2 separate regions of the Mus musculus genome follow, and region 2 is linked to region 1. The links are chromatin contacts, found by Hi-C or POLR2A ChIA-PET in ENCODE. All regions are on one chromosome and are shown on one strand. The core of a region is the stretch at or near the end of the contact, and the rest is flanking DNA. Distances in the headings are between cores, read along the strand shown.

Region 1 (2,583 bases), core at 32-2,531:
CCCACAGCCAGAGATTGCTCGGCTTAGCAATCAAGTTTATTTAATAACTGCTACCAAATCTTGCATCTCTGAACCTTTAAAGAGAAGCCCAGAATGTTTTTCGTGGTTAGAGGCTCTAGATCAGTTGATGAGGACTTATGTGTCAGTCACTGAGAATATAGAAATGAGTAAGTAAAAATTCTTCTCTGGAAAGGATCCACCCAATGGAGAGACACTGAGATTAACTAACTTAAAGGAATGTTGGCAGCCCATTTCTTCAGTTACACCAACGGAAGTGAATCCAGATCCATCCCGACCGTACTGTGGGTCCTTTATACCAGTGCAGTCTTCCCCAAGTGTTCCCAAGTCCGGGTGTGAACATGTCTGCAAGTCAGCGCCCCAAAGCTGCCTGCTTGCATTTTTGCTGCTTTCTGAGGGTTCCCTGTTCCTGCCACACAGAGGACCAGCCTTGCTGAGGGAGTCTGAAGATGCTGGAGTGCTGAATTCTTCCTCCTGCTACGGCGAGTCAGCTGATGCTCTCGTTTTTTTTTTTTTTTTTTTTTTTTTGTGCCCAGACTCACCTCAGACATCCCCAGCACGCTTCCACACAGTGAGAGATGCTTTGCCCCTGCCTCCACCTCTACTCCGCTGACAACCTGTAGGTCTCCCATCCCTATTTTTGCTTTTAGAAATTAGTACAGCTTAAATCACACATAAATATCTACACAATGATGGAGCAAAATCTAGAAATTGACAAGGAGCTAAAATATTGCAACTTTGCCCTATATACAAGATAAATGTATGGCAACTTTTAAAATTGTATGTATTTATTTATCTGCATGTATGTCTGTGTACCACACATATGCAATGCCCAGGGAGACCAGATGAAGGCATCACTACATATGGTTGGGAACTGCCATGTGGGTCTGAGAACTGAACCTGAGTAAGTGCCTGCAACCACTGAGCGATCTGTCCAGCCTTGAAGATGAATCTGTTAGAACAATTCTAGTAGATTTCTTCACTACCTCACTGTGTACTTTCTGGGTTTTAGAAGTCTGACCCCGTGGCTTGTCTACTCTTCGATCTTAGAGTTACCTCATAAGCAGAGCAGACATGCATAATTTCTTCTGTACTTGGTTCCCATAATGCTTAGATGTAGACAGCTGGTTTTGCAACTGTGCTTTAAAGAACAGGAAGCTGAGTAGCCATAAATATATATTCTTTTTTCTCCAGAGGATGGACAGAGGGAGGAGGAGCCCAGGAAGTGCTGTGTGTATTTCTGGGGGTTGGAGAGGTGGGGGCACAGTTGCCTCACTCCTTCCTTTAGACTTCTTTCAAAGTAGTTCCTGAAGTTGGCCTGAACGTCAGGGATAATATGTTTTTGGATCTATGGCATATGCACAGTGAAACTTCAGTCCTACCCTGAGCAAGGATAAGGACCATACACATAAGGAAAGAGGCAGCTTAGGAACAAAAGGCCGTGCTTAGCAAACATTATCATTGCTGAAAGAGATGTGTGGTCCACCAGGTGGTTAATATTTGACCCAGGCATGCTCAGGGGAAAGGTGAATGACTCCTTGTTTGCCCATGATTAGTGGCCTTGGTTTACAAGTCGCTGCCAAAGTAAAGATCCTTAGATAGGTTCTCCCCACCCCGTCACATGAGCACTGTATATTACCAGCCTGTGAGGAGCCTCTAGCTTCACACCGCAGGACCCTGTCTCCAGGAGCACGCAGCTGGACACATTCCCAGTCGGAGGAAAGCTGGCCAGCTTTGGTAAGATTCTTCCTTGTGGGTGTTCAACTCTCTGCTTCTTTTCCTCTGTGCTCTTTCTAGCAGTTCATCTATTTTAGTGAAACTGACTAACACCCCTTACGCTTTCTGGACTCAAACTTGCACATTAAAAAGAAAACGAGTAAGAGTTAAAATTTAAAATGAAAACAGGATTATTTGGTGTGGTTTGTATCTGGGAAGCAATTAATGGGATTTCGATCAAGGAGATGGAGATATAGGAGGGTTTCTTCAATTGTGATTAAAAGCCCCCAAAGGCTTAGGAAGCCATTTGCAGAAGGGCATGTGATCTGTCGTGTTTCCTCCATAACAAGCTTGGCTTGGCAGGAATAATAAGGAAAACCCCGAGTCTGGTGGTGGTGGTCCACACCTTTAATTTCAGCACTGGGGTGGTAGAGGCAGGCAGATCTCTGAGTTCAAGGCCAGTCTGGTCTATAAAGTGAGTTCCAGGACAGCCAGGGCTACCCAGAGAAAGCCTGTCTCCAAAAAGAAAAAGGAAAGAAAAGAAAAGAAAAAAAAAAAAAAAAAAAAAAAAGGAAAACCCGGAATCAGGAAGTACTTTCAGCAGTATTTCCTACTCAATTCTTTCCTAAAAAAAAAAAAGAAGGAAGAAAAAAGAAAAAGTTATGGACGCTCCTTAAAAACAAAGAGGAACATGAACCAAGATCAAAAGATGCTAGGTTGAGGGGAGAAAGGAGGAAAGACAGGAGGAAGACCAGGCACAGGGTGTTCTAGTCCAGTTGGACTGTTATGAAGATACACAAAGTAGGGAGAGTATACCTAGGAGAAGGGTGTTTATCACATTGCCACCCC
Region 2 (2,583 bases), core at 35-2,534, 1.0 Mb after region 1:
CCAAAAAAAAAAAAAAAAAAAAAAAAAAAAAGAACTCAACACCTACAAGAGAGAAACTAATTTGTTTTTAAGCACGGTTTTACTATGTAGTCCTGGGCTGCCTTGCAATGGGTAAGGGGTCCTGTCTCAGAGCCTCCACAATACAAAGATTACTGGCCTGCACTATCATACATAGCTATAAACTGCCTTTTTGAGTTTTAGAGGGATAGGACTAGTACTGAGGTAGCTGTAAACCCTTGCTGTGCCTTTTAATTATTGTTCCCAAGTCCAGCTTGAAATTTTTCTGCTAACATCCGTGTCAGGTCCCCTCCCCCCAAAAATAAGCCTTTCCCCCTATTTATTTATTTACGAAACAGAGTTTCTCTGTGTATCCTGGGCAGTCCTAGAACTCAAAGAGATCTGCCTGTCTCTGCCTCCCAAGTGCTGGGATTAAAGGCGCGCACCACCTAGAAACTCAGTGAAAATACTTGACCTGTCTAGTACGATCCTGTCAACCGCTTCTAAGGCTCAATTCTCTCTATGACAGTAGTACCTACCTCAAGTTCCACTAACTTATGATTTGTAACCTGCAGATAAAATGTGAGCTGTAATTATTCCAATTAAAATTAATCTTCCGCACTTCCCTTTACAAACACAAGCACTCCGACTTTTAACCATTTTACCCCTAGAGGAAAAAAGTAATGATTACTCAACCTATTGTTAAAACGCCGTTCAGATGCCATGTAGCCAGCCTGGAATTTAGAAGCTTCCAGTCCGACACCACCATGTTATCGCTCCCCTACCCCCACCCAGCGTCTATCTTCGGAAGTGATAACGGAATCCGTAAGATATCCCCGACAATTACATCAACAAGCATTTCGTTCTTCGCTTTCTTGGTCCCCCCTTGGAATCCCTGATGGGCAAAGAAAATCAAAGTAGCCGTTAAACCCGAGCGCGCAGACAGGGTATTTTCGTACGCACCGTGGCCTGGAGGTCACTAGGTTGACTCCGCGCCAAGGCCGAGGCCCTGTTGCCTCCCGCATGAGACCCAAGTCCCCACCGCACGGGAACAAACGCGGCCTCGGCTTCTGCCGCGAGGCCGGTTTCCCCCTTACACACGCTGGCGGGGCCCAGCAGCCCAGGGCCTCCCCTGCACTCGCCCCCTTCGCTTACCAAAAGGAAGGAGAGAGAGAAGAGACCGCCTCTCCTACTGCGAGTCTACGCCGAGACGCCGGAGCTACAACAGCGAAGAACCACACGACCGTTCGCTCTCCGTCTCCTCACAAAATGGCCCCCGAGCTCCTCTGCCGCCGAGGCGAAAGTCCAGCCCCCGCCTCGTTCCTGGAGGCGTTCCTATTGGCTGTGACTTTTCTCGCTCCCGCTCCTAATTAGCGAGCGCTACCGCTCCTCACAATTCCGTCCAATCATAATCCGAGGTGGGTTGGGCTAATTGCGAGAATTTCCACATGCGTAACAGAGGCTAGTTAGTAATTGGTTCAGCTTCATGCCACTTAGTGACTGACGGATGGTTATTGGTCAATGTACCAGACGGAAAGCTGGGTGGAATTTTCGCCTTTGTATCGCGCACAGCTTCTCATCCGGGTATCCGGCGGATCTGACTGACGGCCGCATCGTCCTATCAGTGCTTCTGAGAGCTCCCAGGTCCGGCCAGATCACCGCATTTCCGCGGCGCGGGGGTGGGAGAGCCTGGGTGGAGTCTGGTAGCGGGTGCAAACGGCCTGCCCTAGCCCCAGGCCTAGGAAAAGGGAAACGCAAACAAGCTTCTGAGAAGGGAGGAGAGTTATCTCTAGGCCGTCTACTAGCTCTGCAGTTATTATCAAATTCAGATCCCTTCTTTCTGCCAGATTCTATAAGCTGTTGGGAGGACATGGCCTTCTCAGTGAACAGCTCCCCCTCCAAACCAACTGGGTTCTGTAGTTCTCTCCTGCAGGAGCAATTACCCGACCTCCTATAAACCCGCTTCCTTGTCCCAAGTCGCCACACAGTCTGCAAACCCAATGGCCAGCCACCTCAATTTCCCACTTTCTAGAATAGACTACTTAATCCCCTCAGGTTTGGTCTGCCACTAAAGCTCTGGTTATACTGTAGGAACATTAAATACACTGAAATGTATATATAGCTTACGGAGAAAAGGAGATTGTATCCCAGAAAAATTTCCTGATTTTTTTTAATCTTTAGATCTTTAAACCTTTGCCTTTTTCTTTCTTTCCTTTTTTTTCTTTTTTTTTTTTTTTTAAGAAAAAGATTTATTTACTGTTTTTATATGAGTACACTGTAGCTGTCTTCAGACACACCAGAAGAGGGCATCCGATCCCACTACAGATGGTTGTGAGCCACCATGTGGTTACGATCAGGACCTTTGGAAGAGCAGTCAGTCCTCTTAACCTCTGAGCCATCTCTCCTGCCTAGCCTTTGTCATTTTCAAAAGATTTATTTTATGTAAACCAGTCCAACGAGTTTATGTGTTCCCAATTTTACATCTTATTTTTAAAAAGAAAAGTTTGGGCTAGGTAGTGTTTCAAGTGCAAGCCAGCCTGGTCAAGTTTCAGGACAGCTAGAGCTATAGAGTGAAACTCTATCTTG

The links. A loop is a pair of places that touch in the nucleus more often than their neighbours do. ChIA-PET counts read pairs that join two places held with the same protein, here RNA polymerase II (POLR2A).
Region 2: a loop to region 1 is called in a map of left cerebral cortex, with 4 times the contacts of the local background. The contact joins the promoter of Hnrnpc here to the promoter of Ang in region 1. A Hi-C loop is called at or near these places in 1 of 37 maps with a recorded cell type or tissue (left cerebral cortex). POLR2A ChIA-PET finds 5 or more read pairs at or near these places in 1 of 5 experiments (embryonic stem cell).

What each region holds. Positions count from the first base shown.
Region 1 is chr14:51,094,719-51,097,301 of GRCm38, forward strand. It overlaps Ang (angiogenin, ribonuclease, RNase A family, 5), which reads left to right and starts at 1,282. Exons shown (of 2, transcript NM_007447.3): 1 at 1,282-1,755. Rnase4 (ribonuclease, RNase A family 4) reads left to right here and starts at 1,282. Exons shown (of 2, transcript NM_201239.3): 1 at 1,282-1,755.
Region 2 is chr14:52,102,737-52,105,319 of GRCm38, forward strand. Hnrnpc (heterogeneous nuclear ribonucleoprotein C) reads right to left here and starts at 1,285. Exons shown (of 9, transcript NM_001170981.2): 1 at 1,153-1,285. It also overlaps a transcript of Rpgrip1 not described here.